Linked DNA regions of Mus musculus: all the other regions are linked to region 2. Evidence: chromatin loops called from intact Hi-C (ENCODE). Cell type or tissue: left cerebral cortex. All regions are shown on one strand. Links, peaks and the distances in the headings refer to the core of each region. The heading gives the core; the rest is flanking DNA.

What was found. A loop is a pair of places that touch in the nucleus more often than their neighbours do. Peaks named below come from ENCODE experiments on the same cell type or tissue, not always from the same donor. Only the 100,000 strongest peaks of a DNase experiment are listed, where the experiment ranks them.
Region 1: it touches region 2 in a loop (2.2-fold over the local background); 3 of 42 quality-filtered maps call a loop at or near these places.
Region 3: it touches region 2 in a loop (8-fold over the local background); 33 of 42 quality-filtered maps call a loop at or near these places.
Region 4: a loop joins it to region 2, with 2.0 times the contacts of the local background. A loop is called at or near these places in 2 of 42 quality-filtered maps.

What each region holds. Positions count from the first base shown.
Region 1 is chr2:154,431,232-154,438,721 of GRCm38, forward strand. Cbfa2t2 (CBFA2/RUNX1 translocation partner 2) reads left to right here and starts at 5,253. Exons shown (of 11, transcript NM_172860.2): 1 at 5,253-5,405. The coding sequence starts at 5,372. RefSeq lists a cis regulatory region at 1-721. In left cerebral cortex, for the core only: CTCF peaks have their summits at 5,071 and 5,332; DNase peaks (open chromatin) are centred at 4,277, 4,327, 5,057, 5,544 and 1 more place; H3K4me3 peaks cover 2,148 bases; H3K27ac peaks cover 1,444 bases.
Region 2 is chr2:154,535,716-154,543,738 of GRCm38, forward strand. Cbfa2t2 (CBFA2/RUNX1 translocation partner 2) reads left to right here. Exons shown (of 11, transcript NM_172860.2): 11 at 1-3,641. Among named protein-coding and RNA genes, the nearest start is that of 1700003F12Rik, 9.2 kb to the right of the region's middle. In left cerebral cortex, for the core only: CTCF peaks have their summits at 4,202 (motif pointing left) and 6,122 (motif pointing left); DNase peaks (open chromatin) are centred at 1,924, 2,364, 2,738, 3,223 and 4 more places; H3K27ac peaks cover 1,919 bases.
Region 3 is chr2:154,412,760-154,420,782 of GRCm38, forward strand. It overlaps Gm39962 (a long non-coding RNA gene), which reads right to left. Exons shown (of 3, transcript XR_866871.2): 2 at 7,222-7,452; 3 at 3,740-3,832. Among named protein-coding and RNA genes, the nearest start is that of Gm39962, 4.6 kb to the right of the region's middle. RefSeq lists a cis regulatory region at 6,645-8,023. In left cerebral cortex, for the core only: CTCF peaks have their summits at 1,734 and 4,541 (motif pointing right); a DNase peak (open chromatin) is centred at 4,545.
Region 4 is chr2:154,472,470-154,477,469 of GRCm38, forward strand. All of the region lies in intron 1 of Cbfa2t2 (CBFA2/RUNX1 translocation partner 2), which reads left to right. Among named protein-coding and RNA genes, the nearest start is that of Cbfa2t2, 38 kb to the left of the region's middle. In left cerebral cortex, for the core only: a CTCF peak has its summit at 2,009 (motif pointing left); DNase peaks (open chromatin) are centred at 1,969, 2,356 and 4,800; H3K27ac peaks cover 1,195 bases.

The sequences.
Region 1 (7,490 bases), core at 2,491-7,490, 100 kb before region 2:
CTAATTTTCAGCTCATATCCTATCGCAAGGACACATACATTACAGAATGGCTAAGAACCTGTTAAAGAGGCTACAAAGTTTAAAGGTGCCTTACTAAAGGCAGAAGGCAGGGAGCTAATGCAGATAGATTCTAGGAGAGTTATTGCAGGTGCTTAGCTTAACATAACCAGATGCTGGCACAGTGTCAGCACGGGCTACTGAAGCTCTGGGGTGGTTCCAGGTACAAGATTGAGGGCTGTGGGAGTGTTTTACATCTGAAATTCCAGCATTTGCAAGGCAGAGGCAAGTGATAAAAATTCTAGGCCAGTCTGCTGGATCATATAGTTACTACCTGGCCAGACAGGGCTATATAGGAAGGTTTTGTTTTAAAGAAAGGTAACTGCCGGGCACGGTGGCACAGGCCTTTAATCCCAGCACTCGGGAGGCAGAGGCAGGCGGATTTCTGAGTTCGAGGCCAGCCTGGTCTACAAAGTGAGCTCCAGGACAGCCAGGACTATACAGAGAAATACTGTCTCGAAAAACCAAAAAAAAAAAAAAAAGAAAGGTAACGATGAACATGGTGGTGGGTGGTAAATTCTAGGCCTTCTAGGTCCCCAGGAAAGATGGCTGTCTTCCTCAAGCCATCCATGTAAGCCAAAACTCTTGGGGCTCTGGAGACAGAGTTAGGAACTTAGTGCTTGTGGGTATCTTGATGATGGGTGAGGATGTCTCAGCTAACGTTAGGAGCCCCTTTTACTGTATGGTCCAGGTGAAGGAGCTGTAGCATTCCTTGGTCTGGTGTGTTTGATAACTTTGTGGTCCTGCTTTCTCTGATAACGTCTATCATCAAATTAAGTGGTAGCCAGAGCAAGGACACCCAGCTCTCTAGTTCACTTGTGGTATTGCAGCTTTGCGAGACCAGCACGCAAGAGGCCAAGGTGGAGACTTAAAACTAGACTGAAGGAAATGAGTCTGAGGCCAGCCTTAGTTATATAGTGAACCTGTCTCAACAACAAGTTCTTAAAAAAAAATTACGGTGCTTTATTTTTTTCATAATTTTCTTGAGTATTTAATTTGGATTTTATTTTACTTGTTTATTTTGAGGCAGGAACTCATTATGTTCCTTCCTCATTTTTCAAACTTGCTCAGAATTCTTGATGCTCCTGGTCTCTATCTCCTGGGTACTGGATTTATAGGCATACCCAACACAATGTTTTTGTATTCTGTTAATTTTCATCATAAACATGCTCATTCAGATGGAACTCATAAACAGTATGAATTCTAATAATCCAGCTAGTGTTCAAACACCTCGACTGTTCATGTCTTCCACCGAGACCTTTTTAGGCACCTTCTCTTTTGGAGGAAGTTTTTTTTTCCTTGACAAAGTCTGACTCATGGCAAATATTTCTCTGTTACATAGACAGGCTTGGTCAAGTTTGAAGGAACTGAGTGCAGCGGAACACACCTGTAATACTTCAGGAAACTGAAACAGGAGGATTGCTATGAATTCCAGAGTGGGAATTACCATATGGCAAGTAGTAAGCCAGCCAGAGTCATAGAGGGAAGCCCTGATTTAACCATGTTAAGGATAACAAAATCTGGCCTGTTGGTGTGCTAGGATCCTAGGCCAGGGAGGTGTAAAGGCCCTGATTGCTCTGGAGGAAGCTGGCTGCGTGCTGGGAGGGAAAGGTCATGGTTCATGGACTCATGCTGGCAAAGTGAGAGGTCAAACTTCCAAAGTAGCCAAAAAAGGAGGAGGAAGAGGAGGAGGAGAAGAGGAAGGAGGAGGAGGAAGAAGAGGAGAAGTAGAAGAAGAAAAAGGAGGAGGAAGAGGAGGAGGAGAAGAGGAAGGAGGAGGAGGAAGAAGAGGAGAAGTAGAAGAACGAAAAGGAGGAGGAAGAGGAGGAGGAGAAGAGGAAGGAGGAGGAGGAAGAAGAGGAGAAGTAGAAGAACGTAAAGGAGGAGGAAGAGGAGGAAGAGGAGAAGTAGAAGAAGGAAAAGGAGGAGGAAGAGGAGGAAGAAGAGGAGGAAGAAGAGAAGAAGAAGAAGAAGAAGAAGAAGAAGAAGAAGAAGAAGAAGAAGAAGAAGAAAGGTAGATCCAAGAGCCAATGCAGTACAACCATCACTTTGTCAATGTTGGGCCCACCTTTGACAAGAAGAGCCCCAGCTAATTCCTAAGTCCTATTGGGATAATAAAGCCACCTTTTTTTTGGGGGGGGGCAATCAACAAGTAACCAACCACCACACCACATCACTATCATGAATAAATACATAAGTAAATAAATGTCAGTGGTGTTTCAACAAGGAACAAGGAGCTACTCCACAAGTCTGTAAGCCGCTCTCTCCCTGTCTTCTGGTGTTGATCATTCACTAGCAGGGGAAGTCACGTGGCCTAGACAGATGGCAGGCAGCATGCACTCTCTCTGCCTGCCCAGCTTTACTCTTGTTGTCACTAAAGACAAATACTGGGGGGACAAAAGGAAAAAGAAAAAAATTCAGCTTGGTATCATCATGTCTGGAGCCCCAGAATTTGGGATGCCAAGACATGCGACTTGTTAGGAGTTCCAGGACAGTCTGAGATATAGACTGAGAATCGTAAGGAAAAAAAAAATATTAATAAAATAAAGAACCAAACAAATAGCTCAGAGGTCCAAGCAATTTCTATTTCCTTAGGTCTATTTGAACCTGTAACCTTTGTTTGTTTACAGAGCCAGATATCAAATCTAGGGCATCAGTCCATGTTAGGGGGTTTCTTTTTTTCTTTTGGGAGACAGGACCTGACAGTAGCTCAGTCTGGCCCCATAGTAGCCATCTTTTTGTCTCACGATACACTTGATATATAGAATTCGTTGTCTTTTTAAATTATTTATTTTTATTTTATATGCATTAGTGTTTTGTCCACATGCACATCTGTGTGAGGGTGTCAAATCCCCTGGGACTGGAGTTACAGACAGTGTGAGCTGCCATGTGGGTGCTGAGAATTGAACCCTGGTCCTCTGGAAGAGCAGCCAGTGCCTGTAACCTCTGAGCCATCTCTCCAGCTTCTGTAACTGAATTCTACCCCCACCCCACTTCTTCTCCTTCTTTTTAAATATTTATTTATTTATTTTATATGAGTACACTGCCACTTTCTTCAATTACCCCAGAAGAGGGCATCAGAGCCTATTATAGATGGTTGTGAGTCACCATGTGGTTGCTGGAAATTAAACTGGACCTCTGGTAGAGCAGTTAGTGCTCTTAACCACTGAGCCATCTCTCCAGTCCCCCACAGGCACAGGGTTTCTCTGTGTAGCCCTGGATGTCTTGGAATATGCTCTGTAGACCAGGTTAGTCTTAAAGTCACTGAAAGCTACCTGCCTCTGCCTCCTGTGTGCTGGGATTAAAGATGTGTGCTGTTTTTTGTTTTTGTTTTTGTTTTCTTCTTTTTTCTTTTTTTTTTTTTTTCTGAGACAGGGTTTCTCTGTGTACCCCTGGCTGTCCTGGAACTCACTTTGTAGACCAGGCTGGCCTCGAACTCAGAAATCCACCTGCCTCTGCCTCCCAAGTGGAATTAAAGGTGTGTGCCACCACCGCCCTGCGTGTAGCTGAATTTTTGATCTCTTCCCAAGTGCCACTTTACGGGATTACAGGTGTGTGCCATTTCACCTGGCAATGCCACCGCGGCTCACCCAGTTTGGCCTCTAAATCATCATATAGGGCAACCTTGAACTGATGTCCTGCGTTTACCAACAATGCTGGAAGTACAGGTGTGACCCACCATGCCTGACCTTGTTGTATTGAGACAGTCTCACTATGTGGCCCTGGCTGGCTTTGGGTTGGCAGTTATTTTGCTAGTTTCCCTAGGGTGGGATTACAGGTCTGTGCCACTATGCCAGGCTGGCTTCATTTTAGTTATAGTTCCTGATTTTGAATCTTTGAGAGACAGAATGGCAGAGAACTCATGCTAGGATCAGAGTACTTTCTTGGGTTGCTCGGAGGATTTATGTTTTGAGTTTGCTAACAGAAATAGGTGGACAACCCAGTGGGAGAGACTCTAGCGAATGTGTAGAAAAGGGGAGAAACTGTATTTGGTACTGAGATGGTTAATTGCAGAGTGTATAAAAGCAGCTGTTGAAGACAGGCTAGTGACTCTTGCTTACAATCCCAGCACTTGGGAGGCCACGGGAGGAGGATGTGTGAGAGTTCCAGGCTTTTGTGGCTACACTGTGTGTTCCAGCCCAGCTAGACATACAAAATAGGCCCTTTTCAGAAACAACTTTTTGTGAGGCCTGCTGGTGTTATAGACACAGCTTTGGGAGATAGACTTAGAAGTATAGCTTAAGGTTCAAGGCTAACCTGGTGTAGGTCAGTGAGTTCAGAATAGCCAAATGTACATTATGACATTGTTTCAACAAACCAAAATAAACCTGCACTTAACCAGGCCTGGTAGTTCAGGCCTTTAGTCCCAAGCACTTGGGAGGTAGAGTTAGGTAGATAGATTATCTGTGAGTTCCAGGACAGCTAGAGCTACAAGTGAGACTGTGTCAAAAAACCACCACCAACAACAAAAAAACCCCTGCACATACACGTGCCCCTCCTCACAAACACAGACAAACCCCACAAAGCCCCTTGATCTGATACAGAAATCAGTAATGACAGCTAGTTGTTTTAAACATTTAGATTCCTATAGCCGCAAAAGATGTAGAAATCTGCGAGATAGCTAATTTGGCAAAGATGCTTGCTGTCAAACAAACTTGATGCCCGAAATTTGACCTGCTGGATCCACAGGGTGAAAGGAGAGCCTGCTCCCGACTTGTTCTCTGACATTCACATACATGCGTTGGACTCCCTCAAACATATACACGCACACATATGCAATAAGTCAATGTAAAAACAAATAAGTAAAAGGAGGAAAGAACAATTTTAACACCCAATACAACCGTCAAAGCGTTACAAGGCCTGCACCTGAAACGTCCCTCCCCGAAGCCCCGCCCCGGGACTCCGCCCCCGTTCCTAGGTTGCCGCCCAGGCCACATCCGGAAGTCTGGAGCTCGGAGAAGGGCGGCTCCCTGCGGCCACGCATAGCGCGCGGGAGGCGGGTCGAAGTGCAGGCCGCTCCAGGATAGGACGCAGCCTGGCGCGGAAGGGGCGGGCCAGGTCAGGAGGCGGTGCTTCGCGTGAGCGCCCTCGGGCCCGTCTTCCGCGTGCGTTGGTCTGCGCGCGGGAGCGCGCGGCGGGGGCGTGCCGGGGCTGTCTGGGGGCGGGGCGGCGCGCGGCCTAACGGCGGCGGCGGCAGCGGCGGCGGCGGCGCTGGTGCGGGCGAGTTCGGCGGGTGCAGGTCCCGGCCTGCGCCTGCGGAGGGCTCAGGCAGAGGGTCGAAGCGAGCGGCGCTCGCGACAGACTGCGCTCCGCGATGGTGGGCGTCCCTGGAGCGGCCGCCTTCCAACGTAAGTGGGGCGGGAAGGCGGACGGCTGAGGGGTGTGTGTTGAGGGGCCTGCTGCTCCATAGGCGGGAGGCTTTGCAGAGGCCCCCCGGCGGGAGGCCTGGGCAGGGAAACTGAGGCCGGGATTGGGGCACTGGATCCAAGGTCATGCGGCTCCCCGGCCTTCCGGGGCCCTCGGGGCTATCCCGGCGCTTCCTGTGGGGCTCGCGGCTCCGGGTGCTGAGCAGGACTGTGTGGAGCGGCCTTGGAGCTCAGGCCTGGCGGGCGCCCTATGGACTGTCCGCGAGAGAAGTATTGTTTTGTTTTCGCGGCATCGGGGCTGAAAGTCCGGTCCCGGGAAACACGCCGGAATTGGAGCGACGAGTGGTAGATGTTGGAGGATGCCGGGCTGATATTCCGGAGGGCCCTGTTGAATGTAGGCTCTGGGGTCGGACTGCTTTGGGTTCATGTCCTGGCTCCCTCGCGAGTAGGCTGTGACCTTGGCGCTCCAAAAGTCTCAGTTGCTCGATCTGAAAAATGGGTTGTGAGGAACGTACTCTGAATGCTCTGTAGTAGGGTTTAGTGAATCCAGTAAAATCCCCTGAACACACAGTTGCACATCATACTCAAGTGTGAAAACTCACTATCGTAATCACAGTTTGTTATGTGTGTTCCTCGGAAAAGTCCGAAGTTGGCGTCTGGTTGTGTTTTGTTAGTTTGTTTAATATTGTCTTTGACTAGTCCTACTATGTGACTCAGTTGTGTTTTTATTCTTACCTCCATTTCGCTATCCCATTTACAGACGTTCTTCCTAGAATTGTAAGATCCTTGGAGGAGGGATGGCATCGTTTAATAAGAACAATAAAAATTTAATTGTCATTAAAATAGCAGTAATAGCCAACATTACTTGAGCACCAGGCAATTTGCATTCGATTCATTTAATATTTATTAAATCATCTAAATACAAATTATCACTCTAAGTCCAGAGACTATGGCAACAAACTTGACAGACTAGATTCTGAATTTGAGTTTAAGAGAGGGACTCGTGCTTTGTGGATATTTCTTTGTCTATGCCAGGTGACAGTCTAAAAACAGGTATTTGAGGCACGTTGGAGGCTGAGTTTGAGGTCAGCCTGATCTATACAGGCCAGCCAGGGTTACATTGTGGCACCCTGCCCCAAACAAAACAAAATAACAAAAACAACAACAAAACCCTAAAAATAAAACAAAAAAATGAATAAAAGCTAACATCAGGTGTTGCAGGATGTCCGTTGTGCAAGGATAAAATGAGGCCTCTTGAGAGCTTTTAGCCCCTCCCCTCTTTGCTCTTCAGTTCAGCAGTTATAGCGGAGGATTCATACAGCCTTTTTCTTGGGCTCTCATTCCAAATTGAATGGAAAAAGATACAAACTAGATTTTCCCACCAATGCCTTCTGTAGTTAAGTGTGCTGTTGCTGCTCTCAATGGTCTTCTGAAGGGAGACAAGTAACCCTTAGGTTTGATGGTATCATATATAAGAAAAGTGGAAGAGAGGCGCTCGCCTTTAATCCCAGCACTCTGGAGGCAGAGGCAGGCGGATTTCTGAGTTCCAGGCCAGCCTGGTTTACACAGTGAGCTCCAGGACAGCCAGGGCTATACAGAGAAACCCTGTCTCAAAAAACCAAAAAACAACAACAACAACGAAACAAACAGAAGAAAAGTGGAAGAAACTTTTACCCGAATTTAAATTCATTTACTTAAAGCAGTATTGGGGATTGCACTCAGGGCCTTGTGCTTTATGTACCATGCTGATCTGTATCCCCAGCCCTTTTTATTTTCAGACAAAGTTGCCCAGGCAACTTGTAATTCTGTCTCAGCTTCTCAGTAGCTAAAAATACAGGCCTGTGTCACTAGGTCCAGATGAACTAACACATTTTTATTTCCATGTCTTTTATGTTTTCAGTTAAATATATTCCCAAAAAGTTGAGTATGGTGAAAGCTTGTGTAATTCCAGCACTCAGGAGGCTGAGGCAGGAGAATATGAGTTTGAGGCCAGCCTAAGTTATGTAGTGAGACTGTCTGGAAAAAACAAAAGCCAAGAAGTAGGACTTTGTGGTTTGTTATGTAACT
Region 2 (8,023 bases), core at 1,312-6,311:
AAGAAAGAAGTCACTGTTTCAGTAAAATCTCTAGTAATGATAAAAAATTAAATTAGTCTTCCCAAGCATCATGGATCATTTTGGACAAGATTTTCTAACTTGGCTGTCTTCGTTAGTTTGGAACCCACCTCTTAACTCCAGTGTTTTTCTTGATTTTGCTTGTGTAAAAAATAATCTCCATCGCATGGATCGGTCTGAGAGAGGATGGAGCCATTGTGCTAGTCTTTTCTCTAAGCATGTTGGCCAAACTAAAATATTCCGTGGATCACCTTGGAAATGCAGAGCCTCTGCCACTGCTTGACTGTTTAAAACAGTCGCCTTGTTGTATGTGTCCTTCTCTCTGGGACTGCATGTCTGGATCCTTGGGGATGTCTTGTGAGTAGGTTCTGTTTGGCACCTAAGCAGTGCTCCTAACCCTGATGGGATTATTCGCACCTGGTTTTGACACCACCTCATAGGTTTATTATCAGGTGGACATTTGAGGCATCCTTTTTCTGTGCTCCGTGTTTATAGTCTCCCTCACAGCTCAGAGTTTGTGAAGAATGGGAACCGTTTTTGAAGAGCCTGACCTGTTTTTTTTTTTTTTTTTTTTTTTTCCCATCTTCAGGAACTTTTCCAATTATCTGATTCTCCAAATAGAATTTGGAGACATCGATCTGGTCATTATTGGACCTATTGATCAGGCCAAGTACTGCTCACATCTTTTCCTTGCCATCTAAAGTTTATTAGTTGTCAGCACCTTGCATCGGCCACTCAGTATACTCCAGAATCGTTTTGCCCTGTGCAGTCAATTGGGATAAGTCATTGCCTTTGATCCTGTTGGCTTTTGGAAGCTGTGGTCACTTTTTGTACAATGAACAAGTCTGAAGAACAAGTCTGAATACTAACACTTGCCCCATAAAAGTATGGATTTAGTGTCTTTGCACACAGTTAAGGCTGATTTAAAAATACTGAGTTCCTATCTCATTGGAACAAGGGTTCTCAGACTTAGAAAGTAGACCTTTAAAATCATGTTATTTTAGCATAGAATACCCAAGACCCACTGTTTGCCAGACAGCTTAGTACAGCCTGGCCTCCCTGGTCCCATCCCATCAGTCTAGTGGGGACAACTTTGACTTACTAGATAGAGTTAGTACCAGACAGCACTTGTCCATACTCAGACACAAAACTTCGGGCAGATCAGGAGCTTCTGTGAACATGAGAATGTCTCCTGGTGTGCCCTGGTCAGTTACTCAGTAGTAAAATGGATGAACACCCTTTAAGTGTTAAATTTTTTTGCCACAGAACTACTCCAGATAGTTGGAATAAAGAGCTAGAACCAATACATTACTACTTACCTGGTTGGAGATCAGTTTGTACAGCAAACTGGGTTACAAAATCTAGCCTACCTTTGTGGGCTGTGTGATTGGCCTGTCCGATTCTGAGTTTCTATAGTGCTGTTGGGGACTGCTTTGCTTCTGTGTCCTACCCAGGTTTGTCTACACACTCGGACAGTACTTTACACTATATAGTTCAGTTCTCAGACTTGTCTCTATCTTGCCTCTGGTCAGCATCACTCTCGGGGTTTTGTTTTTGGTTTGGTTTGGTTTGGTTTGGTTTGGTTTGGTTTGGTTTTTCGAGACAGGGTTTCTCCGTGTAGCCCTGGCTGTCCTGGAACTCACTCTGTAGACCGGACTGGCCTTGAACTCAGAAATCCGCCTGCCTCTGCCTCCCAAGTGCTGAGATTAAAGGCATGCACTACCATGGCCCGGCTTCAGCATCACTCTTACGTGACATCTGTTTAGGACTTTTCAGATTTAAGGAGTTCCTTTCTGCAGTTCTCCAACTCCTCCCTAGGCAGGAGCAGCAGCAGTAGGAGCTGGAGCTACAAGTGATTCCTGGCTCACCGCTTTGTTTCTAAGTCTGCTTATATGAGCCACCAGGCTGGGAGTGAACATAGAGCTTCAGGCTGCTCACAAGTCTGGCCTCTGCAGTAACTATTTGAGGAAGAAAAGTAGTCAGGGCTTGGTCATTCTGTACCAAGTGAGGGATAAAATTTCAGGAAGTAAATAACAAAAGTAGCCAAACTGGGAGTTCTGCACACCAGTCCTCGCTCCAGCAAATGAAGACTTGTTGAAGCTAGCTTGGGACATGGCTTATTTGGTAGCATGGACTTCATTCCCAGTGTGGCATACACCAGCCATGGTGGCACATACCTGTAATCCTCTAACACTTAGGAGGTAGAAGCAGGAGGACCAGAAGTTTAAGGTTATCCATAGCTGCATAGCAAGCCTGAGTTACAGGAGACTTATCCCACAGAGACTCATTGAAGGGCCCTGCAGCTTCAGATTGGCTCATGCAGGGAGGTGGAGGTGAGGGCGCAGGCTGTGAGTGGCTTTCTCCTAAGGTGCTAAGTTATGTGCAGCCATGGGTCTCCATGGAATAACCTGTCTGGCCCCCCGAGGTCTATCCAGGCATTGGCTGTCAGTCTTCTGTAATGTAGACTCCTTTACCCATTTGATCCCCAGGGAGTGCTTCAAATCTTGATGTCAGCTTTACCGTCATTTCTTGTCACCTTCTCAGAGAGAGTGAAGACATTTTTTTCTGAGTGGTTCTGGAAACTATCTCAGCAGGTGTGTGAGGCCTCAACACAACTGCAAGTGTGTGTTAGTGGTTCTCCCTAGAGCATAAGGAGTGAGCAGATGGCCTTCGTTCTGAAAACTGCAGACAGGATTGTGGGTTGAATAAACCTTTACAAATAGGACACGTCTTGGAGGCTTACTTCAGAACTGGACTGGAACCAAGGTTTCCAGGCTCCTGGCTCAGGAGACTAAGCCAGTGTACTTTGATGAATGTTAGCTATTTGCAGAGAACTGGGTGGTGGCATGTTTGAACCAAATGTGAGAAAAGCCAGAAGGAACTGAACTGGCCATTGTGGACCAGATGGCCAGCTGTGGAAGATCCTTGATCCAGCAGCTGCTTAGCAGACCCTGGCCACTCAAGTATATTCCTTTAAAGCCAAAATGCTGACTACCTGCTTCTGCCTCATGTTGACACCCATTTCCAAAGATGATGGAGCCAGTGTGAGCCAGGAGGAAGCTGAGATGGTGGCTGATAATTTACTCTACCATCTCCTTCCACAGCCCAAGAGGTGGCACTTCCCGCTCAGACACCGTCTTATCAGGCCTCCAGCTGCCCAGTGTAAACTGTCAATGCTTATACCAAAAAGGGCATGTGCAGCTGGTGTCTGCCAGGGACAGCCCAGTCCCTGCCTTGTGGTTCCCAGGAAGAAGCTGCAACAATTCAGTGAATGATTAAAGGGCTGTTTGATAATAAGGCCTTCGTTCCACTCCTGTGGCTTTCCAAGTTCCTAATGAGGCTACAAAGGCTCCATCCATACAGAAAACCAATAATGTAAATAAAAGCCAATCCTGCAAGCATGGTTTGCAGAGGCGGGTGATGAATGTGAAGCCACCCGCAGGATGCATTTGAGTCTGGTTTTTCTGTGCTTTGTCATTTGACTCAGTAGGAACTTTTGTTACTTAACTCTGTGCATAACTTATTTAATGTACTGTATAAATGAACCAAAACTGTTAAATATGTATTTAGTTTGTTCTACTTAAAGTAGTTAATAAAAATGCTATATTCCTTTTCTGACTCAAGCTGGACCAGACCTGGGGAAGGTAGCACAGTGGTGGAGTACAAATGCCATATGACTAGCTGCAGCCTCTGGTATTGTCGAGCACCACACGTGGACACTCACTCTTCCCTCCCCCACCCCCAGGTCTTTGGTGAAGGGGCAGTGGGGCTCTAAGCATCCTTGCTATGACCAAAAGATCATGGCATGAGGGGTAGGGACAAGAAGGGCTGGAATGCTTGCTGTAGAACCCCACCATGATGCTAGTTGCAGCCATCTTCTGTGTCAAGGTGACCATGCTGTGGCAGCAGTGACAGCAATAACAGAGATATCCTTGGTTTCTCACACTCCTCCCCACTGAGTGATCTTTTAGTAATAACATTCAGCCACAGAATGGACATGAATATTTTTCCCAAGTAACTGTTATTTCCTTACAACATTTCAACATTAACATACTTGAGCTTGTGGGATTTTTATGTCCTTTACTGGCATTAAATCTTAATTTCACTGATGCTTAAGGTTGTGTGACCTGAGGCAATACTTTTCTTCCAGGCTTCATTCAGCTCCATTTTCTAGTATCAAGTGCCCTCTGGAGGACAAAACAGGGCCTGCTGCTTCTGCTTCTGCTTCTGCTTCTGCTTCCGTCTGAGAGCTAACTCATGTCCAGGGCAATCCTTGGGCAGCTTTATGTTTTCTGCGACCACCTCTATCCCTTGAGGTCAATGGTGTTTTCTGGGTACATTTAGGGAATTTCAGGACAGCTGGGCATTCTGCGGTTTTTTGGTGCTTAACGCTACCTTGTTTTGATACCCCTGGACCCCAAGTCTTGTGCTTAACACTACCTTGTTTTGATACCCCTGGACCCCAAGTCTCGGCTTTGGCACACTGTGGGACAAAGTAGAACCTTTCATCGATGTCCCTACTTTAGCTAAGATGCTGCCACCCAAGGATGCCCACTTCAATGCCTTCCATACTCGAAAGCACCAGAGCAAGCATGTAACTGTGCACACCTGTCTCCTGTAATGTGGAGTTGCTAGCAGTGCCCATCCCTGGGTTGTGAGGGTGAAATATGATCAGAAGAGCCAAGTGGTATATGTGAGAATTAGCTGTCGAGTCAGTGATAATCAAGCTGCAATCCAAAGAACCACAGAAGTTAAATATACAGTAAGGGAAAGGCTCGGGGACAGATCTCATTGGGAAGGGGAAATAGGATAGATGTGAATGGATTGGGTGAAGGCTGAAACAGAAGCATCACGCGGAGAGGGGAGAAGAGCTAGAATGAAGAGCCATTTGAAGAGTTGTATGGAAACCTAATACAGTAGGAGCTTCCTAAATACATGCATATGAAGGTGAGCTAAATAAATCACCAGATAATGAGGGAGAGCCCCAGCTGGCTCTTCACCAAATGAAATTTCCAGGATTGGGATTGTGTTACACCTAATTGAGCTGTTGGCCAAAGGGATCCCATGGGAATTCCCAAACAACTAAGCCTGTTGCCAAGACAGCACCTATGTAACTCAATTGAACAGAGAGAAGTTAAGCTGATGCCTACATAGAGCCTTCACCCCTACTCTCAGTAGCAGGCCAATCTCTGAGCTGAAAGCCAGCCTAATTTATAGAGTGTTTCAGGACAAGCAACCCTATACAAAGAAACCCTATCTCAAAAAATATAAAAAAAGACTAATGCTATTCTGTTATACTCTTAGATCAGTGCCTTGGTCAGCCATCATCAGAGGCGCTTCCTCCTACACCAGATACAAACACATACAGAGACCCACAGCAAGACATTAAACAGAGTGGAACACTCTGGAATACTCAGCCCTAAACGAGAGGTCTCCCTCAAGTCCCTGTAGAAAAAGGCTGCAAAAGCAGAAAAGCCAGAGGGTGTGGAGGACACAGGCCCTGCAGATCAGCATGCTCAAAGCTCATATGAACTCAGAGGGAGGCAGCAAGCACAGGTCTGCACCAGGTCCTCTGCTGGCTATCTAGCTTCCAGTCGAGAGGTTTCATGGGATTCCTGAGTGCGGGAATGAGCGGATCTCTGACTCTTGGGCCTTCTCTTGGACACTTCTTTCTGTTGATTTGTTTTGTCTCTGATGTGTTCTTATTATTGTCCCTTAAAGGTTTTTTGGTTTTCTAACAAGAGGCAGGAAGGGAGTGAATCTGGATGGGAAGAGAGGTGGGAAGGAACTGGGAGGAGTAGGGGGAGGGGAAGTAATCAGGGTAGATTATGTGACAGTAGAGAAAGTCTACTTTTAATTGAGAGGGGAAAAGCTGGGGATGGAGGTAGTCAGACAGGTATGGTGGCACAGGCTCCAATCCCATCACTTGGAAGTGACAACAGGAAGATTTGAGACTTTGAGTTTATGGTGAGTTTGAGGCCAGCCTGAGCTACATGAGATCCTGCCTCAAACCAGGGAATGGAGAGGACCTGGGTTCAATTCCTAGCACATAGTGGTTCACAACTGTCTCTAACCATAATTCCAGAGAATCTAGTGCCCTCTTCTGGACTCTACAGGTATCAGACGTGGTACACAGACTTATATACAGAACAACCAAAAAAAGACAAAAAAACAAAAAAACCTGGGACATAGTGCAGCCTGATGAAGCTGCTGCTCTTGCCACCGTCCTGAGCTGGCTGTTGTGGTGCAGATGCTAGACAGAGATGAGGTAGGCTGTGAGGATACACATCACTAAAGACTCACTGTGCCCTCAGTACCCTCACCACAGGGTACTGAGAAAAGTCTACTTTTAATTGAGAGGGGAAAAGCCGGGGATGGAGGTAGTCAGACAGGTATGGTGGCACAGGCTCCAATCCCACCTGAGAATGGCTGAGACTCCAGACATACCTGCACCTCTTGGGCCGAGTTCCTCCAGGGCAGCCCTGCAGCTGCCTGGGGCTTGGCCTCTAATTACTCCCTCTTCATTTTTTTTTTTTTCCATTTTGCACCTATCTGAAGCTCTCCTGCCCCACCACCTCTCCATCCACTAAAGGTCCTGATTAAGCTTAGAAATCTCCTCGAGGACTCGCAGCAGTGTGGACCAGTTTCCACCTAGCAGCTCTGAGCCGTCAGCAAGGAGGCAAGGATACAGGTGGCCTGTTAAATAAGAGCTAGTTGGACTTGATAGTATCTCTAAGGAGGCTGAGGCAAGGGAATGAAACATTCTATTACGTAACTGAAAGTTAACACAGAAGTGGGGTATGGCCATGTGTAGTGAGGCAGGAGGATCACCCAAGTTTTACACTGTCTCAAAACTAAGATAGAAAATGGAAAGTCTGACACTGTAGCTCAGTAGCACTGCACTTGGATAGCATGCGAGCCCCTGGACTCCATCCCCAGTACCTGAGAAGAATAAAATGAAAAGAATCATTCTGACACTTGGGAGGCAGAGGCAGGTGGGTCTCTGAGTTCAAGCTACACAGTGAGACCCTGTCTAAAAACAAACTTGAAGGTCAGCTCTACCTATAAGCCTATGTCCCAGCACTTAGGAAACCGAGGCAGGAAGAGCTCAGCAAATTCAAGGCCTGTCTGAGGACTATGTCTCAAAAAAAAATTGTTTTTTAAAGTTAACTCTTGCTAAACAGAAAACATCCTGGGACATCAGATTAAAGATACAGTCCTTGAGAGAAGCTGGCAGAGGTCTTAAGCATCTTTAAGGTATCAGTGGGGCCAGATGTGGAGGCAGGAAAATACCTTCCATGCCAACCTGGGCTACATAGTAAGATCTTGTCTCAAGAACAAAGCAAGGGGCTGTTGAGAAAGCTCAGTCAGTACAGCTTTTAAGAAGACCTGAGTTCAGGCTGGGAGAGATGGCTCAGCGGTTAAGAGCATTGACTGCTCTTCCAGAGGTCCTGAGTTCAATTCCCAGCAACCACATGGTGACTCACAACCATCTGTAATGGGATTTGATGCCTTTTCTGGTGTGTCTAAAGACAGCTACAGTGTACTCATATACATAAAATAAATAAATCTTAAAAAAAAAAACAACTAAACCAGTACCCAAGGAACCATACCTGAGTTGTCCTCTGACCCCCACACACTGAAACCTTATATACATAAAATAAATAAATCTTAAAAAAAAAAAAAAAAACTAAACCAGTACCCAAGGAACCATACCTGAGTTGTCCTCTGACCCCCACACACTGAAACCACAGTGTGGGTAACACATCTCTCCAAGGGCCCATGTGGAACAGAAACAGATACTGGCTGCACACTCTAGAGCCTGCTGGATTTAGGTCGCTGGCCCAAGGCATCCAGGCCTCTTGAGGCCATTGGAGAGAAGCACAGAAAAGGCCAGTCTGCACTCCTGCCAGCAGAGCTGCTTTTCTGGCCACCCCCCAGCACCCAGCAAGGATCTGGCAATCAGACACAGGGCATGAATGAAGCAGCACTCAGACCCTGGCTA
Region 3 (8,023 bases), core at 1,507-6,506, 120 kb before region 2:
ATAAATAAATAAAATTAAGAAATCTCAAAAAAAAAAAAAAAGATTAAAAAAGGATAGCAACACTTGGGAGGCAGAGGGAGGCAGGATAGAGCTTTATGACTTTAAGGGCAGCTTGAGTTTCAAGCCAGCAAAGGCTACATAGTAAGACTGTCTCAATAAACAAATAAATAAAAATTAAAAAAGGAAAAGGGGGGAAATGCAAGGGAAGGGAAGGAGAGGAGAGGAGAGGAGAGGAGAGGAGAGGAGAGGAGAGGAGAGGAGAGGAAAGGAGATGGGATGTGGTGAAGAAGTCCTACACTACCAGCACTGGAGGGGAAAGAAGGAAGATCAGGAAATCAAGGCCATGGTGTACATAATGAGTTGACAGTCAGTATAGAATACAAGAGACCCTTTCTCCAAATATAAAAATGATACCAGGTGTTGTAACTCCTACTTTTTTTTTTTTTTTTTTTATTACATGTAAGTACACTGTAGCTGTCTTCAGACACTTCAGAAGAGGGAGTCAGATCTCATTACAGGTGGTTGTGAGCCACCATGTGGTTGCTGGGATTTGAACTTCAAACCTTTGGAAGAGCAGTTGGGTGCTCTTACCCACTGAGCCATCTCACCAGCCCAACTCCTACTTTTATTCCCAGAATTCTGTGAGTTGGAAGCCAATCTAATCTACATAATGAATCCCAGGCTAGCCAAAGACTCACAGTGAAATGCTGTCTCAAACAACAACAAAGACAAACAAAAAAGCCAGGCAGTGGTGGTGCAAGCCTTTGATTCCAGCAAAGGACCAAGTGCAGGCATGGCATTTCCTACTCTCTGCTCATTTTTTTAATTCTTTATTTTTATTTTATGTGCATTTTGCCTGCATCCATATCTGTCAGATCTCCAGAAACTACAGTTATAGACAGTTTTGAGTTCCCATGTGAGGGCAGGGAATTGAACCAGGATCTTAGCAGCTTTCTCTTAACCACGGAGCCATCTCTCCATCCCCTGAGAGTTCTCTAAATAATTGTGCTGCCTGTTACATGCCCACTGGAGGTGAGACAACAGCATGGAAATGGGCTTTTCTATTTCTGTTTTTGTTTTGTTTGTTTTATTTGAGTTAGTGTCTCATAAAGCCAGGCTGCCCTGAACTCACTACGGAGCCAACAGTGGTTTTGAACTTCTCATCTTCCTAATTCTACCTCCCCATCTAAGATTGCGGATGTACGGCACCAACCAGGCCCAGCCCTTGACTTTTGGCCTCTATGAGCACTGCATGATCACAGTGCACAGACATTCAAGTAAACACTCATACACATCAAAATTAAAATCTCAAAAATAAATAAATAAATAAATAAATAAATAAATAAATAAATAAAAAGATGCTTCTGCCTAATGTGATAACAGACACCTTTATTCCCAGCAACCAGGGGCAGAGGCAAACAAATCTCTATGAGTTCCAGTCCAGCTAGAGTGAGGGGAAAAAAATGTTCCTTATGTATATAGAATATTGGTAAGGCCATCCAAGAACTTATAGGATCTTACGGAAAAAGGTAGGATGGCTTAGTGGGTAAAGGCACCTGCCATCAAACTTGATGACATGAGGTTCATCCGGAAGACCCACATGGCAGGAGAGAACCTGCCCCTACAGGTTGTTTCCATACAGGAACTACCACATCATGCATGTGACACATATGATACACACATGCATACATAAATAAAAATATAATTTAAAAAATGTGTGTTGGGGGCTGGCGAGATGGCTCAGCGGGTAAGAGCACTGACTGTTCTTCCAAAGGTCCTGAGTTCAAATCCCAGCAACCACATGGTGGCTCACAGCCATCCGTAATGAGATCTGACGCCCTCTTCTGGTGTGTCTGAAGACAGCTACAGTGTCTTACATATGATAAATAAATAAATCTTTAAAAAAATTATTTAAAAAAAAAGTGTGTTGGACAAACAGTCAGTGTCCATGTGAAAAAGGAGACAAGAAGAATGAATGAGGGAGAAGTCCTAGAACTTTTGGTAGCAGAAGAAAAAGCAGGCATTCTTCATGATGTCCATAATACATGAGAAATGTTTTTGGTTATTAGCCAATAAGCCTTCCAAGAACCAAACACTTATTAAGTATCATCAGTGAATACTCTGGCACTCTTGCCTTCTACTGCAGATGATTAGACTGGCCGGAAGAGGTCAATACTCCATGACTCCCAAGGATCTGACTGGGCGTTGTAGCTCCGTATCCACCCCTCTGTGACAGTGAGGAGTCATATACAGCACATGTTAGCTGGGCGTGAGGCAGAGCAGGCAGATCTCTGTGAGTTCAAAACCAGTCTGGTCTACAGTCTAGTGAGTTTTAGGACAGCCAGGGCTGTTACAGAGAAAGTCTGTTTCAAACAAAGTAAAACATAACAAATTAAGTTGTAAAGGAGACATTTGGGAGACATTTGATCCCAGAACGGAATCAGTGGGAATAGAAGTGGAACAGAGAGAGGAGTGGAGAGAAGATATGATCAAAATACTTATATGCATATATGAAAATGTCAGGGCTGGAGAGATGGCTCAGTGGTTAAGAGCACCGACTGCTCTTCCGAAGGTCCTGAGTTCAAATCCCAGCAACCACATGGTGGCTCACAACCACCCATAATGAGATCTGACGCCCTCTCCTGGTGCATCTGAAGACAGCTACAGTGTACTCACATATAATAAAATAAAATAAATAAATCTTTTAATAAAAAAAAAAAAAAAAAAAAGAAAATGTCATAGTTTTAAATCTAGCATCATGCACAATTAATATATGCTATTATGAAAACCATTTAAGAGGGGCTGGAGAGGGCTGGTGAGATGGCTCAGCGGGTAAGAGCACTGACTGCTCTTCCAAAGGTCCTGAGTTCAAATCCCAGCAACCACATGGTGGCTTACAACCACCCATAATGAGATCTGACACCCTCTTCTGTGCGTCTGAAGACAACTACAGTGAACTTATAAATAATAATAAACAAATCTTAAAAAATAAAATAAAATTTCACTCCCAAAAAAAAAAAAAAAAAAAAGAGGGGCTGGAGAGATGGCTCAGTGGTTAGAGTATTGGCTGCTCTTCCTAGAGGTCATGAGTTTAATTTCCAGCAGCCATATGGTGGCTCACAACCATCTATAATGGGATCTGATGCCCTCTTCTGGTGTGTCTGAAGATAGTGACAGTGTACCCATATACTTAAATTATATAAATAAAAATAAAATTTAAAAATCTTAAAAAAAAAAAAAGAAGAAGAGAAAAGAAAACCATTTCAGACAACTGTGATGGCATAGGCCTTTAATCCCAATACTCGGGGGGCAGAGGAGGGCCAGACTGGTCTACATAGCGAGTTCCAGGCCACCAGAGCTAAGTAGTGAGACCCAGTCTCAGAAATAGCTGAGAGAAATCTGGAGGGATGGTTGAGCAGTCAAGACTGCTTGCTTCTCTTGCAGAGGACCAAGGTTGGGTTCCTAGCACCTACATGGCAGCTCATAACCATCTGTAACTACAATTCCCAGAGACAAATGCCCTCTTTTGACCTCCATGGGCACCAGGCAAGTACTTAGAGTACATGCATGCAGTCAGCCACCATGCCTGGCTAATAACACATTTCCATAATCTTAGCATTTGGGAGGAGAAAGTAAGAGAATCAGGAATTCAAGTCCAGCATTGGCAACAAGGCCAGCCTGGGCTGGGCTACATGATACCCAGCCTCAAAAAAAAAAAAAAAAAAAAAAAAAAGCCAGGCATGGTGGGATGTCTTTAATGCCAGCACTTGGGAGGCAGAGGCAGGAAGATGACCACAGGTTTTGAAACTAACAAAGGTTTCGCCTTGAGATCCTGTATCAAAAGAAAAAGAAAATAGATAAACCAATTAATTATGTACGTTAATATAGGATATAATTACATAAGTTTAATTAATCAAAGGGAGCTCAAAATCACCTCAGCATCGTTATAGAAAGCATACCAGAATGAATTTACAACACGCTGAGCCGTGGTGGCGCACACCTGTAATCCCAGCACTTGGGAGCAGAGGCAGGCAGATTTCTGAGTTCGAGGCCAGCCTGGTCTACAGAGTGAGTTCCAGGGCACCCAGGGCTACACAGAGAAACCCTGTCTTGAAAAAAAAATTATAACATGTAATCTGTTTTAACATAATGGACTGTGTAATGCTTTTACCTGTGTTTACAGATTCTGTCAAGGACATACATGTTTACATAATGAAGCAGAGGAGGTCTGCCAAGGCAAAGAATCTACCTTTTATGATAGAGTCAATAGAAGCCAGAAAGGTGTTCATCATTCAGGTTCCTGGTCTAAGCAATACTTCAACAAGCCTTATCCCTGCAGCCCAGAAGCAGGCACTGGAAAAAGGCCCTGTTTAGGGCTCCAGACAGACTAATGCTTAATTCAGGATGCAAAGATTCTGCCTTCAAGGTCCACATCCCAAAACACCAGCTGGGCAGGACAGCCTGAGTTCCTGGGGAATCAGTGCCATCCTTATCCTTTTTCTTTCAAATTAAAACTTTTGTCTTGGAGTGGAGGGAATACCAGCAGGGGGCAGCAGACAGTCGGGGAGTGCCTAGTGCAGGGTCCTGGCCTGGTTTAGAACAATTCCCTTTGAAAACAAGGGAATAAGTAACAAAAGTAGAAAAGGAGTGGGCTTCTCCTTTCTTCTTTTTCTCCTTCCTCTCTTCCATGTCTCCCTCACCCTGTTCTCCCGCTTTATCTTTCGTTTCTTTCACAAAGGATCTACCAGCATAGCCTCAAACTGAAAAATCTTCCCTCCTTAGCTGTCCAAGTTCAGGAATCACAAGCCAAGACATCTCCCTTGTTGTGTTTTGTTTTGTTTTGTTTTGTTTTTGCTTTGCTTTTGTTTTTGTTTTTTGGGTTTTTTTGTTTGTTTTAGATTTATTTTATTTATATGCGTACACTGTAGCTGTCTTCAGATACACCAGAAGAGGGTATTGGATCCCATTAGAGATGGCTCTAAGCCGGCATGTGGTTGCTGGGAATTGAACTCAAGACCTCTGGAAGAGCAACCAGTGCTCTTAACAGCTGAGCCATTTCTCTAGCCCTCTCCCTCTTTTTTTTTTTGTTTGTTTGTTTGTTTGTTTGTTTGTTTTTTGGAGACAGAGTTTCTTCTTATAACTCTGGCTGTTCTGGAACTCCCTCCAGGCAGACTTTGAGATCCATTTGTTCAAAAACAGTTTGAGTATTAGATTCCATTATAGATGGTTGTGAATCACCTTGTAGTTGCTTAGATTTGAACTCAGGATCTTCAGGATCTATTGAAAGAGCAGTCAGTGTTCTTAACCACTGAGCCATCTTTCCAGCCCTTGAGATCCCCCTATAAGGGCAGGGTCAGGGGTGATAGCACCTGGACCCAAGAGTGAGGAACTTGGGGCCCAAGGTAGCCCGTGGGGTAGATAAGAGCAAGATTGTATCCTGTGGAAGGGCGGTCAGAACAGGTGTTTAGGAGGTTGGCGAAGCAGGGTTTCAAGTTCAGCACAAGTTGGAAAGTGTGGTTTGTGGACGCACTAAGCTTGGGAAACAGAAAGGTATCCTTGTAAGGTATGGAGACCTAACAATGGCTCCTGGTGTGGTTTCAAGGTAGGTCCGTCGGTGCAGTGCTCCTTTAGCATGCGTGGAGCCCTGAGGTCAACCCCCAGAACATACAAAAATAAATAGTAAACTAAGTGCGGTGGTAAGAGGATCTGGGCCAATCTCAGCTACAAAGCCTGTTAAAGGTGAACACGGGCTACATGAAACCCTGCTTTTAAAAAACAGAAACAAAACAAGGGGCTGTGACAGAGCTTAGTTAATGGAGTACTTGCTTAGCATGTAGGAACACCTGGGTTTAATGCTCCCACGTAAACTAGGTGAAGCAGCACAGGCCTGTAGTCCCAGCAGTTGGGTAGTGCAGCAGGACCCGAAGTTCAAGGTCATTCTCAGCTACACAGTAAGTAGGAAGCCAGCCCTAGATACACCAGACCCTACCTCGACAAAGTATATAATAATAGTAATATCTCATTCAAATTTCTGCTACTGGCTTGAGGACCGCTTTATTGAGATTAATACTGTTATTACTATGTTTGAAGAACTAGTCATTTTATTCAGCAAGAAATTTTTTTCTTTCTTTTTGGTTTTTGGAGACAGTGTAGTCCTGGTTCAGCAAGAATTTATTTATTTGTTTTTTTGTTTGTTTGTTTTTTTTCATGTGAGTACACTGTTGCTGTCTTCAGATACACCGGATGAGGGTATCAGATCCCATTACAGATGGTTGTGAGCCACCACGTGGTTGCTGGGATTTGAACTCAGGACCTCTGGAAGAGCAGCCAGTGCTCTTAACCGCTGAGCCACCTTTCCAGCCCTCAGTAAGAATTTTAAACATCTTTTAAAAATACAACTTATTTTTCTTTTCTGTGCATTAGTATTTTGCCTGCATGTATATCCATGTGAAGGTAGGTGTCAGGTTCTCTGGAACTGGCGTTACAGATAGCTGTGAGCTGCCATGTGGTTGCTGGGAATTGAACCTGGGTCCTCTGGAAGAGCAGCAAGTGCTCGGAAGCACTGAGCCGTCTCTCCAGCCCCACTTTATGCCAGCATGCAGGAGCCAGAGGCAGGTGGATCTCTAGGAATCTGAGGCCAGCTTAGTCTATATCGCCAATTCTAGGCCAGCCAAAGCTCGATAGGGAGGCCGTGTCTCAGAAATGGGGGAAGAGGGGGCTGGTGAGATGGCTTAGTGGGTAGAGATGGCTTAGAGCACTGACTGCTCCTCTTCATTTTGAAGGTCCTGAGTTCAGGTTCTGGCAACCACATGGTGGCTCACAACCATTCCTAGTGAGATCTGATGCCCTCTTCTGGTGTGTCTAAAGATGGCTACACTGTACTTACATGTAATAAAACAATCAATCTTAAAAAAAAAAGAAAGAAAGAAAGAAATGGGGGAAGAGGGGAATGAGGGGAGCAAAGGGCCAACTCTTTGGCTCCAGAATTTTCCTTTCTGCTTTTCACCACCCAAAGTCAGGGATTTCCTAAAAGCCTGCCCCTAGTTACACACACAGCTCCCCCTTTCTGTGGTTCTCCTCACATCCACACCGCTCGCACTCAGGCTTCCGCCAGAGCAACTCTTTTTCTTTTCCTCGCAGATGTTTCACACGGCCTCTTTTTCACTCAGAAATTCCCTCAAAAGCATTCACTGGTAATTTTTCCAAAATCACAGTAATTACCTCATTACTTTGATATTAATAGACTTCACTTGGCACCAGGGAGCCAATTGAAAGCGCTGGGCCCTGGGTGAGGGGCGGAGAGGGACTCTGCAGGGCAACTCTTCATGAGTGCTGGCCTCCCCACAGGCCTTGCTGCCTCCCTCCCAAGTTAGTCTTCATCTTTGCTCCCACATGTTCTGATTGAAATGAAGAGGATTTTGGAGCCATAGGCTCCTTAGAGATGGCAGATGCCTAAACAGGGAAAGGAAAGATGAAAAAGAAATAGTGGAGTCTAAACCATGTACTCTCAAGAGGCCTAGAGTCTCACAGCAAAGGCAAGGAGGATCCTGGAAGGCAGCCCAGGGCTTCCGGCTACCCTAGGCAGCTTCCCCTCCACCCCCTTCTCTCAGCTATGCCCCAAGGCAGGACTGAATTGGAAATCTTTTTTTTTTTTTTTTGGAAATCTTTTTGGAGCTCAGCCTGAAGGGTATCTCCCCAGGCCCTTTATTGGTTCCCGTACAGCTCTGTTATTCAGTGGGGTCTATATATCACCTGGTCAATAATTTATTTACTCCTCACTACATTCTTACATTATTATCTTTTAATAATATGTGGGCTTTGTATTTCAAAATGCTTCTTGAATAAAACGAGGCCACTGCTGTCATTTAACCCACTTTACAGATGAGAAAATTGAGTCAAGGCAAGAACACAAGATTGTAACTGAGGAGTTCTAAGGATTCTGGGCCTGAACCTACCAGCTACAGGTGCCCTAGGATTTCTCTCTCCACCTGGAGGTTTCTCACCTCTAGACCTGCAAGTTCTT
Region 4 (5,000 bases), core at 1-5,000, 65 kb before region 2:
TTTAAAGAATACATTTCAGAACTGAGGAGATAGCTCAGATAGGTGACAGTTAAGTGCAAGGATGAAGTTTACATCCCCAACACCAGTGTCAAAATTGGTATGGTGGCACATAGCTGTAACACTGCAATTGGGCTGTTTTGGGGAGACGGGTGCATTCCTGGAGCTCAGCCAGTCATTCTAGCTAGATTGATGGGCTTCAGGTTCAATAAGAGACCCAAGCTCAAAAAATTAAGATAGAGGGACTGCTGGCAAGATGACTCAGAGGGTAAGAGCGCTGACTGCCCTTCAGAAGGTCCAGAGTTCAAATCCCAGCAACCACATGGTGGCTTAATGAGATCAGATGTCCTCTTCTGGAGCGTCTGAGGACAGCTACAGTGTACTTATTTATAGTAATAAATAAATCTTTTTAAAAAATAGTGCTCTCTTTCTCTCTCTCTCTCTCTTCCCCCCCTCCCTTCCCCTCTCTCTCACCCTTTCTCTTTCTGCCGCCACCTTCCCCCCTTCTCTCTCCCCTTCTCTCTTAACATGTGGAAACAAAAAATAAAATAAAATAAAAATTGCTATAGAGAGCAAATAAGGATGATACTGGATGCCATCTATCTTTTCTCCACACACTTACATCAGTACACATGCTCAACATTGATCGTGCATATATACTTGTATATATACCATGCAGTAAAAGACATGGACATTTCTCAATGGTGTTTCTTTGCATCATCCTTATAGTAGATATCAGAAAGAAATAAGTTCTGGTTTCCTGTCTCAGTCTGAATAAATAACACCTGAGTAAATTCAGTTATTAGTCTATTTCCCATGTTACTTGTCATCTGCTGGAGTTATGCCTCAGTAGAAACAGTACAGAAACTTCTATATTATACTTGCTTAGAATTAGGAAAGTGTTTTAGGATTAAAACTGTATATTAATATTAGATACTCCACTAGGAGCTGTAGTTACTAAAATATAAAGCTCAAACAATTTAGAGAAATAGGCAGAGAAAGAAGTAATTTGTGGGAAAATTCAATTTGAGACATTTCATTGGTTGTTAAGATGTGCTGGAAGAGTGTAAGTGTGGATAGATTTAACTGAAGATGGAACTAGAACATGAAAGAGATCCCAAGACAAGGAAGGCTAGGCATAGTATGCACAACTTTTTTATATGGCAAAGGTTTATTTTGTAATAATTTTTCTTTTTAGATTTTATATGTATGGGTATTTTGCCCACTTCTTATGTCTGTACAATGTGTGAGTTCCTGGTGTCCACAGAGGTCAAAAGAGGGTGTTGGATCCTTTAGGATTGAAATTACAGATAAGTCACCATGTGGTACTGAGAACTAAACTTGGATTCTCTGCAAGAGCAGCAAGTATTCCTAATCAATGAGCCATCTCCTAAGCTCCCAGGGATTTCATTATAATGTAATAGTAGGTATTGGTACTTACATGTTTACTCTCATGGCATAGGTGGCTATTTGCTCTGCCAAAGTGCCCATCTACCTTCCATTTATGTTGTTTGGATTCAGTCCCTGCTATATTATAGCCTCACATTTACATTGTGCTTTTAATCTTGAAAAGCTTTTTACCCTCCTAAAGGCCCCTCGGGGAAGGAAGTAAAAGCCAGGTGTCATATTTTTATCAAAGAGAAAACTGGGACACCATCGTGGTATCTATCACTTCAATTCTTAAGTAAGGTTGTTTTTTATAGCTTGACTGCAGAGAGTGCTTTCCAATAGGAAGAACCTCCTTCGGGTATTTTGTATATCCCTGAATGCTACCTGAGGCTGCCTTACTCAAGTGTCTGGCAAGGCAGGCTCTATGGTTGCTGATCATGGAGCTAACAGCCTGACATCTGTAAGTTGCAGCTGTACCCTTTTGTTCCAGTCTATATTTCTGCCTGCATTTTTGAAGAATCACAGAATCTGGAAGAATGTAAGTTTACCATTCCAAACTTGGAAGTTTGCTCTGTGTGTGGGAGTATTCTGTACTGAATGCTGATCCTGAAATCCCATAGTGGGCACTGTCCTCTCAGTTCATTTATTGCCATCTTCAGTTCATCATCCCTATGCCAGTTTTAGTTTAATGCCAAAATAAGATTGAGCTATCATAAGATAAATTGAGTGGGTGCTAAGTGTGTCACTAAAGTGTCTGCCAAAGACAGTTTTCTCTGATTTTGTTCTTCTATTCCTTAGCCTGTTTTGGCAAACATAACAACCTGGTTATATGTCAGGGCATATGAGCAGGGTTGTTTATTGAACTCCTCTCTTCCCCACTTGAGATGGGCTCTCAATAATTAACCCATGCTGGATCCTCGCCTCCTACTCATGGTGACTTTTTTTTTTTTTTCCACATTCTCCCAAGTGCCATGATTAAAGGTGTGAACCATTATTTCAGGCTGTGTGGTTTATTTATGCTTAAGGGCTAAGATTGTGCCTGATGTACCTCTGGTTGCTTGGTAACCACTGTCTATTCACACCCAACTCTAGGCCCCCTCCTGTTTCTTCCTGATTGCTGGGATTACAGGCATGTACCACTGTGCTAGGTTTATGGACCCCTAGATATTGAACCCAAGACATTGTGAATTAAGCAAGTACTCTACCAACTGAGTCATATTCCACGACTCCTATTTAGTTTGTTTGCTTGTTTTTTCCTTGGTTGTCCTGGACTTTGAACTGTAGGCCAGCCTGGCCTCAGACTCACAGAGATCAGCCTTCCTCTGCCTACAGAGTACTGGGGTTAAAGGTGTGTGCCACCACTGCCTGGCAAGTTTGTTACTATAATTTAAAGCACATCTGTTGCTACTTCTTAAGCAAACCTATTAATTTGCTAAAGTGAGAAGCTTTTTTCATTATCAGTGAGGACATAGCTGGACTTTTAAAAATATAGCTTCAATCTACTTCTAGCTTTCTTTTCTTTTCTCTTCTTTTCTCTTCTTTTCTTTTCTTTCTTCCTTTCTTCCTTTCTTCCTTTCTTCCTTCCTTCCTTTCTTTCTTTCTTTCTTTCTTTCTTTCTTTCTTTCTTTCTTTCTTTCTTTCTTTCTTTCTTTTTTTTGTTTTTTCGAGACAGGGTTTCTCTGTATAGTCCTGGCTGTCCTAGAACTCACTTTGTAGACCAGGCTGGTCTCAAACTCAGAAATCCGCCTGCCTCTGCCTCCCTAGTGCTGAGATTTAAGGTCGTGCGCCACCACGCCCGGCTACAAGATACTTTGTTTTCACAATGGGTCACAACATAAGCATCTGGCCCATTTTGCCAATGTACATGCTACACATGCTTGATCAGCAGCTATGGGGCACTCTTTAGTATCATGTCTGAAAAGTGAATAAAAATCCATATAAAACAAACATTCCAAGTTTCCATGGGAACACAGTAAATGTGACCCCCCATCTCCTAACCTTCCATACAGCATTGGTGCCAACCCTACTCTTACAAAGACATTCCAAACTAACAGTAACTAAGTTAAATGGTCCCCCCACATGCCTTAACACAAGCTAAACTTGCAGTAAAGTGCTACAAGAATGGCATCTACACATTGATCCTAGCAGAAGCACAGGCTGCAGGATGACGGTCCATCCCGCTCTCCTGGGCACAAGACACGGGCAGCGTGCCATCATCTTGCTCCTCCACCTCCGGCGGGAAGCCATGGCTCTGGATCTGCTTCATGAGTTGCCACTTTGGCTGTGACATTACATAGTAGATGTTTGACCTCTGGAACCCATTGAACGTAGAAGCAGCATGGTCTGCATTAGCTATAGACAGCATTTACTCTCATGTTTGTCACTTTGAGCTGTGATCAGTATCTTTTCTCCTAAATTTGTAGTCAGAATGTACAAACCTCATTGAGTCTTATAATTGTCTCCTTTTTTGTTTTATTTTTGAGACAGGATCTCACTATACTCCTGGCTGTTTTGGAGCTTGCTATGTAGATCAGGCTGACGTAGTACTAAGAGATCTGCCTTCCTCAGCCTCCCAAATGCATGTTAAAGGCATGTACTTCTCAATTTAGATTTCTTTTGTTAAAATTCTAAACTTAAGTACAACAAAATTATTACATGTGTGTGTATCCTGAGTATAATTTAACATCCCTGTCCCTTGGTGTTTGTTGGTTTGTTGGTTTGTTTGTTTGTTTGTTTGTTTTATGAGACAAGGTTTCTCTGTGTAGCCCTGGCTGTCCTAGAACTCACTCTGTAGACCAGGCTGGCCTCCAGCTCACAGAGATCTACCTGCCTCTGCCTCCTCAGTGCTGGGGTTAAAGAAAATATATTTTCTAGGACAATTTATGTATCTTTTTATTGACTTTCTATTTTTCCTTCTATACCTTGAGATAAGCTGTTTCCAGGTATTTATTGAAAGAAACCATTGCCATCAGTGTCAGTTTCTTAGCTTTTGTTTTTTCTTTTTTTCTTTTTTGTTTTTCAAGACAGGGTTTCTCTGTACAGTCTTGACTGTCCTGGAACTCACTCTGTAGACCAGGCTGGCCTTAAACTCAAGAGATCAGCCTGCCTTTGCCTCCCAAATGCTGAGATTAAAGGTGCGTGCCACCACTGCCCGGCCAGTGGCAGTTTCTTAAAGAACTTGTGTATTCATTGGTATTGTCCCCCACACCCAGCTTGTTTAGTCTTCGTATTGCAAGCTTTTAGAGTTGCTATAGTGTGCAGTGTCCCATAGACTGGTATGACAACTCCCTGCTTGTAATACCTCGAGCTGTCATCCAAAGAGGCCAAAAACATGGCACTATAGTGCTTTTCCAGATGTCATTCCCTCTGTTTGGATGACTTGGAGCTTAAGAAGGGTGTTTGCACTTGAATAGCAGAAGAAAACTGTTCCTTTGGCATAAGGCCCACCCTGGCAGCATTCTACATTGGCTCTTGATTAGAAGTGAATGCTAGTCAGTCAGGATGTCTGATTATCAGACCCAGCCTTTAAGATGAAATAGGGTACAAAAGCTAAAGGGCGACTTAAATATCTCTGAGATCTAAAAGAAGCCCCTGTCACAGCTGCAGTTCAGAGC